Linked DNA regions of Homo sapiens: region 1 is linked to region 2. A link is an interaction called in ENCODE POLR2A ChIA-PET data of the cell type or tissue named here. Cell type or tissue: IMR-90. All regions are shown on one strand. Each heading gives the region's core, and the rest is flanking DNA. Links, peaks and the distances in the headings are about the cores only.

Region 1 (4,397 bases), core at 224-4,223, 220 kb after region 2:
CCCACCTCCCGTTTTAATACTGGACTCTTTAGAAGGAAATCACCAGGTGTGGCCCATACTTAAGAAGTAAGGAGTTATGCTTCTCCCATCTGAGGGCAAAATATTTATACAAATCATTTGGAATTCATCTCAGAAGATTTGTCTATACTCATTTATTTATTATTAATTAATTAATTTATTTATTTTTTGAGCCGGAGTTTCACTCTTGTTGCCCAGGCTGGAGTGCAGTGGCGTAATCCCGGCTCACTGCAACCTCTGCCTCCTGGGTTCAAGCAATTCTCCTGCCCCAGTCTTCCAGGTAGCTGGGATTACAGGTGTGTGCCACCATGCCCAGGTAATTTTGTATTTTTAGTAGAGACGGGGTTTCTCCATGTTGGTCAGGCTGGTCTCGAAGTCCTGGCCTCAAGTGATCCACCCACCTCAGCCTCCCAAAGTGCTGGGATTACAGGCGTGAGCCACCACACCCATTACTTTATTTACCCATTCAATCGTTTATTTGTACCTTTATGAATTCATGGACATTTATTTTATACTTGGGTTATAGTCCAATATCACTGTATTTTCTTCTCAAATTATCCTAGCTTGGGTCATTGGGAGCTCTTTCCATTGGCTCCTGTGTCCCTTTGATGTTTCCTGTTGTTGTAGTGTGTGTGCTTGCATGCATGTGCATGTGTGCATGTATGTGCGTGTGTGTGCATGCGTGTGTTGTTTGAGCTTCCTTACCTTCTGGTACTATAAGAAGTTCTAGGCTTGTCTTCTATATTTCCTGCTCCAGTCCTAGAATCAGCCATTTCTCCAAGGAGCCCTGATTCCTTTCACTGAATAGTGGGATTGGAAACTAAGATCTGGCAGTAGCGAGTGATCATTGTTCCTGGAGTGTCATTGTTTCTAGGCTCTCTTAGCTGAAAGAATGAGGAAATACATGCATGTGGCTCATTCTTTGTATAGCTGCTTATTATTCTATTGTATGTATGTGCCAGAGTTTACTGAACCAATTTCCTGGGTTCAATAGATTTGTTTTTGCTTGGACATTTTGGTAGTTTCCAATGTCTTGCTATTAGAAACAATGCTTCAGTGAATAACCTTGTGCATCTGTATTTTCATATTGTTGGAGGTAAATCTTGGGATAAATTCCTAGGAGTTGCTGAGTCAAAGCCCAGATGCATTAGGTAGATCTTTTGGATATTGCCAAATTCTTTTACATAGGGGTTGCACACAGAATTTGGATATTGCCAAATTCTTTTTCATAGGGGTCACAACAGTCATTAATCAGCTATGATTAAGTATCATAGCTGTGATAATTAATTTTCTGTGTCAACTTGGCTGTACCACACAGGGTGCCCAGATACTTGGTCAAGCATTATTTGGGGCATTTCTGCAGGGATCTCTTTGAACAAGATGAATACTTACATTTGCCTTCCCACTAGCAATGCATGGTAGGAATGTTTGTTTCCCCACAATTTTGTCAACAGAGTGTATTGTCAGGCTTGTAAATTTTTGCCAATCTGATGGGTGAGAAATGGGTTCAGGGGCTACACAATTCTCATGGAAGGTCTTAGGCTTTCCAAACTAATAGCTGGCAACAATAAGCTAAGACAAAGGAATCTGAAGGCTTAGGAATGAAGTAAAGAAAATCCCTCTCCTGGGCTCCATTCTTACAGAGTTTTAAGAATGCTACAAATAAAATAAATTTAAAAAATAAATGAAGATAGAAAAGAGAAAAAAGGAATAACACAGAAATAGATCATTTCAGTTCACATGTTCTCAAGCAGAACTAAGATTCTGAACGATGACTCACAAACCCCAAAGAAAATCTGCTTCTTAATAGATGTATTACAACCCATGTGGCAATGTGTGATAACTAGTTCTTTGTGGTTACCTGTGACCAAAATCTAACTTCCTTCAAGGCTCTTTCTCTTTCTGCGGCTGGCCACTGAGGTTGCGGCAGTGTTGCAGACACCCACAGCTTTTGTTTTACAATTTCTCTGGCATTCCAGGTTATGGTACAACATCTCTAGAAGTTAATCCTCACTGGTCAAACTATATTCTTTCCATTGCCCGGGTTTTTTAAACATGAAACAAAGAATTCAGAGGAATTCCTTTTTCTCCCAGGAGGAAGCGTTCCTAATAAAGACCCAGTTGTATCAAAAGTAGGAAGGAAATATTACCTTAAGTAGCTTTAAGTTGGCACAAAAGAAGAAGCTGCTAGTAAAATAATAGCAGCAGCTGGCCTTAAATGTTGGTTTAGTTTTTCAAATAATTCTCCCTGCTGTCTCATTAGAGGATCCCCCTCCTCTATCTCTAGTGAGGTAGGGGAAACGGCACATTATCCCATCGTACAGATGAAGAAAGAGTTGGTGTGGGTGGAATAGGAGCTTCTGCTCCAGCGAGAGAACTGGGATGCGTGTTCTAGTCTGCACTCCCTTTGACTCAGAAATGGAATACAGTTGTTGAAAAAAAAGCCCAGGGGTCAGAAAATAGAGCCTTGTCCCTGTGTGACATCAGCAAGTTGTAGAACTGTTTCAGTCTCAGTTTCTTTGTCTCCCACAGGGGGAGAAAATATAGACTCTAGGACTCTGTAACGGAGGTCAAGGCACACACATATAGAGACATGTTAGTCTTGTTCTACCAGGCTATTATTCATTTAATCATCCATTCACTGAATACCTTTTGACTGTCAAAACTAGATTACAAGTTGCTGGGCTTGGAGTTGTGGAGAGACCCCCCGTTGGCTGTTATGAAGGCATACTCCCCCCATGATGCCGAGACCAACCACACACGAACTTGGTACCACACCCTCCAAATTCTACTCTGGCAGACAGAGAATTGCTCAAGTCATGGGCAAAACTCCCAAATGTCCTATTTTTCAATTCTCTGATTTACCTTGCTGGATTTACCCAGGCCTAGGAAGATATTTCTCCATTTCCAAGCTGAGATTTTATGTTTTTAGTTGAATATTATCTTCTCACTCTTTCTGGAGAAAAATTAAGTGCTGCATACCTTAAAAAGTTTACAATATTTGACCATGAATGAATGGATTGTTGACATACTCTGTGGCAAAGAAAAATGTCAGTTAAATTTGGATAGTAAGGCATTTTGTAGACCACTAGAACCCTAGGATTGAAAAGAGCTTCCATTGTCTTTTAGTACCAAGTTCCACTGGGTGCATCTTTTACAGGATCTTAAGATGAGTCTTTGGTGGGTGCCACTGGAAAGATCAAGTGATTATTCAGCAGGTGTATCCACTTAGCAATGCCCAAAACTGGATTCGCACATGCAAGGACAAAACCACTATGGTGCTTCCAAGGTGCGGCATTTAAAAAGAAATGTAGGCAGGGTGCAGTGGCTCACACCTGTAATCCCAGCACTTTGGGAGGCCAAGGCAGGTGGATCACTTGAGGCCAGGAGTTCAAGACCAATCTGGCTAACCTGGCAGAACCGCATCTATACTAAAAATACAAAAATTAGCCAGGTACGCTGGTGCACGCCTGTAGTCCTAGCTACTCGGGAGGCTGGGGCATGAGAATCACTTGAGCCTGTGAGGCAGAGGTTACAGTGACCTGAGATCACGTCGCTGCACTTTAGCCTGGGAGACAGAGTGAGATTCTGTATTGGAAAACACCAACAACAATAACAACAACAAGATAAAAAGAAATGTGTTGAACTAATGAAGTTTTTATGAGCCTGGGAAGAATGGATTTATTAAAAGTCAGAAATAAGATTAAACACATCAGATAGAGTAATTAGCTTCTGAGAAGCAGAAAAACTATACTGTGTAGTTCCATTCATTGGTTAAGGGTGGAGGAGAAACTGAGTTATTTATAAAACAATATTTTGATTTTCACAAAGTTCGCTGTCCATTTAAAGAAAACTAAAAACAAAGCAGGGGTATTGGAGAAAATAGGGTAAAAAATTTCAAAAGTTAAATTATGGTTGAAATAAAGTTTTAAAGTAGTTTTTAACCAGTGGAAGAAAATATGTCATTTGTTAGTTTATAAAAGCAGAAGAGGAATAAACATAAATAATGATGATAAATATAAACCTTCTAAGTGACAATCTGTTAATCGTGGATATATGTTTAGCCAAGAGAAGAAAAACAAACTGAAAACATAGAAAAGCCACCTTTAAAGTAGTATCTGAGAAGTGGAAACGCAGAGAAACAACTAGGAGATCTCTCTGTAACCCTTCAGTGACTTCGGAGGAGGCAAGAATTTTTGGTATGAAGCATTTTGTAACAGGAAGTTGAAAGAATGCCTACATTTTCCTCTTTAGACTCAGAATGTAAACAGATTTCCTGCCATCATAAACTGTAGCAACTTCCCTTTGAGAGTCTCCAATTCTGGACCCAGGCCTCAAGGAGGCCGATGGGGTCATCCATTAGGTTAAAAATCGGAGGA
Region 2 (4,397 bases), core at 322-4,321:
CCAGCAACATGGGACCCAGTGACATTTACCAGGAATGTGCTGCAGATTTATCTTCTGTGAATAGAGCCAAGAATTCTAGCCGTGTGTGTGTGTGTGTGTGTGTGTGTGTGTGTGTGTGTGTGTGTGTGTGAGACGGTCCTTCCAGGCACTTATAAGCTCTGAGTGAAAACTCCACTGTGAGAGCAAGCCAAGCCTTAAAGTAGTGAACGTCTTCTGTCCCAGAAATATCAAAGATGGTTTGAATGATCAGCCCATTCATTTGTTCATTTATTCTGTCACTTATTTATTCATTCAACAAATCTGTATTGATCATCTACTGTATCCTAGGCAGGGTGATATGTTCTAGGGATACAGAGGTGAAAGATGAAGCTTGCCTTTAGTGAGCTTGCATTCCAGGGGATTATCTCTTGAAGAAACACTGCTTCTAGCGTTCAATTTCTGAATCCAATCTGAGACTGCAAACAAAGAATAAGTGAGAGGCCAGGCACGGTGGCTCGCACCTATAATCCCAGCACTTTGGGAGGGCGAGGTGGGTGGATCGTCTGAGGTCAGGAGTTCAAGACCAGCCTGGCCAACGTGGTGAAACCCTGTCTCTACTAAAAATACAAAAATCAGGCCGGGCGCGGTGGCTCACGCCTGTAATCCCAGCACTTTGGGAGGCCGAGGCGGGCGGATCACGAGGTCAGGAGATCGAGACCATCCCGGCTGAAACGGTGAAACCCCGTCTCTACTAAAAATACAAAAAATTAGCCGGGCGTAGTGGCGGGCGCCTGTAGTCCCAGCTACTTGGGAGGCTGAGGCAGGAGAATGGCGTGAACCCGAGAGGCGGAGCTTGCAGTGAGCCGAGATCCCGCCACTGCACTCCAGCCTGAGCGACAGAGCGAGACTCCGTCTCAAAAAAAAAAAAAAAAAAAAAAAAAAATCAGCTGGGCATGGTTGTGCATGCCTGTAGTCCCAGCTACTCAGGAAGCTGAGGCAGGAGAATCACTTGAACCCAGGAGGTGGAGGTTGCAGTGAGCCAAGATTGCACCACTGCTCTCCAGCCTGGGTGGCAGAGTGAGATTCTGTCTTAAAAAAGAAGGACACTTTGGGAGGCCGAGGCGGGCGGATCACGAGGTCAGGAGATCGAGACCATCCCAGCTGAAACGGTGAAACCCCGTCTCTACTAAAAATACAAAAAATTAGCCGGGCGTAGTGGCGGGCGCCTGTAGTCCCAGCTACTTGGGAGGCTGAGGCAGGAGAATGGCGTGAACCCGAGAGGCGGAGCTTGCAGTGAGCCGAGATCCCGCCACTGCACTCCAGCCTGGGCGACAGAGCGAGACTCCGTCTCAAAAAAAAAAAAAAAAGAAGGAAAGACAGACAGACAGACAACAGACAGAAAGAAAGAAAGAAAGAAAGAAAGAAAGAGAAAGAAAAAAGAATAAGTGAGAATATCTGTGGATGAAGGCAGCCATGATGATTCATACACATGAACACAGAGCTCACACACATGAACATTCACTGGCTGAGCAAGAGCTGGATGAACAATTCTGGTAATGCCTAATTAAAAGTGTGAATTAAAGACAGTTCTGCCAGTGACCAGCATAGTCCTGTACTCCTAATGCACAGCAGTAGGAGTTGTGAGCTTCATAGGAATAACTTTACAGTGATCACTTGATTTTATTTATTTATTTATTTTAGACAGGTTCTCACTCTGTTGCCCAGGCTGGAGTGCAGTGGTACGAACACAGCTCACTGCAGTCTCAACTTTCTGGGCTCAATTGACCCTTCTGCCTCAGCCTTCTGAGTAACTGGGACTACAGGCACATGCCACCTTGCTGGGCTATTTTTTGTATTTTTTGTAGAGATGGGATTTTGCCATGTTGCCCAAGCTGGTCTTGAACTCCTGGGCTCAAGTAATCTGCCCACCTCAGCCTCCAAAAGCGCTGGGACTACAGGCGTAAGGCACTGTACCCGGGCACAGCCATCACTTTAAACATCAAAATGCTCCTCAACCCCCCATGGCTGCAGACCTTACGCACAGCTACAAAGCTCTTCCACTTCAACTAGCTCTAAGAAGTGTTTTAGGAAATGTATGAAACATTATGTGTCTCTAGACTTTTGTGTGCTTTATCCATTTGCCTGAACTTGAAACAATTTCATTAGTATCCTTCCCATACTTGGATAAAGAGCTTCATGAGATTTTTATTTGATATGCTTGTGGACTGTAATATGACAGAGCTTGATTCATATAGCATGGGATCAGCAGCAGGTCTTTGTGAAGCCAGCAGTGGGAGCTTTGGTTAATCAGTGCCTCATAAAGGCTTTGGGCTCCTAGGTGAGGGTCGGAGGGGTATATGGGGGAGGAGAGGAGGGCAAGAACAAGGAGAAATAATCCAGAAATGCCACAGATCAAATTTCCTTTTCTTGCTTTTTGCCCTTCTTTGGTGAAATAACTCTGCAGTGAAGACCAGATATACCCAGATTGTGTTTGTAGTTTGTAGTTTGGCCATTCGACTATGTATTGGTCTTACCAGCAATCTGTATCAGTTAGCTTTGCCCACAAAAATGCTGCATAACAAACACTCACAAAATCTCAGCAGCACACAACTTCAAGCATTCACTTTGCTCACCCTTTTAGGGCCAGCTGTGAGCCAGCAAATCTAGGGTGGGCTCTGCTGGGCTTTTCAGCTCTACCCTATGGAGCTCTCATTCTCCTACTGGCACCACCAGGCTAGACCAGGCATCTTAGTGATGGCAGAAGTGCAAGAAAAGAAACCCCAGTGTGCAAGTGTGCAAGCACATTCCAAGCGGCTGCACCCTTCATGTCCACTGATATCCCCTTGGACAAGGCAAGTCACAAGACTGAGCCCAGAGTCAGGAAGGGACACACACACCACCACAGCAGAGGGCCCTGCAAAGTTATGTGGCAAAATTGTAGGTGTATAATCCCATTTCTGGGAGGTAGTGCAGAGCCAGCTACTAGTTCAGTCTGTCACACCATCTTTGGCCATGTAAGTCATTAGGCTGAAATTGAGTGCCTCATTCAGTTCTTTGGCTCACTGAAGACAGCAATGATGTCTCACAGGGTGGCAGTGAACATCAATAAGATATGCATGCTATGCTTTGTCAGCTGAAGATGTTATTCCAGCAGGGAGCCAAGAAGCTCTTTAAGCCTCCATTTTATTATGTGCAAAAGATAAATTATTACACCTAAAACATTCTATTATTACTGTTCAAAGAGCTCTAGTCAACTTTCCTAATTCACACAGCAAAGAAATGACTGAGCTAGGATTTGAATCCAGATCAGTTTTACTCCTTTTTTTTTTTTTTATGGGAAGCAATAGAAAGGTGGTGTCCATGTTTTCTATATGTGTAATTTCTCCAACCACAGAATGCAGCAAAAGTAATGAGGCAGGATTTCTGAGGCTGGCTCATAAAAAGCTCTACAGCTTCTACTTGTTTCTTCTCCCCTACGCCCACCCACTTGCCCTAGGCCACCATGTTGTGAGGAAGCCCAAGCCACATGGAAAGCCTGTATGTAAATAAAAGATCCTTCAGATGATTCCATCTCTTATGCTTAGGGTCTCCCAGCTGATACCCTAGATACGGTGGAATGAAACAAGCTGGCCCCTCTGAGCCTTGTCAGTATTCCTGACCCACAGAAACTCTGAGAAGTAATAAATGATTGTCATTGTTTTAAGCCACTAAATGTTGGAGTAATTCATTCTACTGTTATAGATACTTATAGCATTCCTGGAACCCTGTGAGAATACATGAGAATTCTGGCATGTGTGTGAGAGAGCTTACAAATGCACGACATCTTTATTCCTTGAGTCGTCATTTACCAAGTATCGTATGTTGAAAGGGCCACATGTTTATCTTGAATAAGGGACCCCTTGAGAGAGAGTCCAGTCCCCATGCTGGTTCTGCTTGTCATCTCCAGGCAGCCCTTATCTGATGGCCATGACTCATCTTCTAAAATATTATGAGTTTTCTATTGCTGCCGAGTGGCTTAGACACACAGGCATTATCTTACAATTCTGTAGGTCAGAACTCTGATGCAGAGCTCACCAGGCCAAACCCAAGGTGCTGGCAGGGCTGCGTTCATTTCTGTGGGCTCTGGGAGGATCTGTTTCCTTGCCTTGCCCAGATTCTACAGGCCACCTGCATTCCTTGGTGGTGGCCCCTCCCTCCCTCTATTTCAAAGCCAGCAAAGGTGAGTTGTTTTCGCATCACATCACTCTCCTTTGCCTCCCTCTCCCACTTTTCAGGACCCCTGTGATGATACAGAGCCCACCTAAATAATCCAGGGTGATCTTCCCATCTCAAGGCCATCTGCAACCTGAATTCCCCTTTGTTATGTACGGTCACATACCCATAGGTTCTAGATATGAGGACATGGACATCTTGGGTGG

The links. Peaks named below come from ENCODE experiments on the same cell type or tissue, not always from the same donor. Only the 100,000 strongest peaks of a DNase experiment are listed, where the experiment ranks them.
Region 1: POLR2A ChIA-PET joins it to region 2 with 6 read pairs; 2 of 35 experiments call an interaction of 5 or more read pairs at or near these places.

What each region holds. Positions count from the first base shown.
Region 1 is chr2:235,268,632-235,273,028 of GRCh38, reverse strand. It overlaps LOC105373940 (a long non-coding RNA gene), which reads right to left and starts at 2,412. Exons shown (of 3, transcript XR_924009.1): 1 at 2,169-2,412; 2 at 724-902. In IMR-90, for the core only: no CTCF peak of the experiment used is centred there; a DNase peak (open chromatin) is centred at 1,818; H3K27ac peaks cover 962 bases.
Region 2 is chr2:235,485,079-235,489,475 of GRCh38, reverse strand. No RefSeq gene overlaps it. Among named protein-coding and RNA genes, the nearest start is that of AGAP1, 6.8 kb to the left of the region's middle. In IMR-90, for the core only: no CTCF peak of the experiment used is centred there; no DNase peak of the experiment used is centred there; H3K27me3 peaks cover 1,124 bases.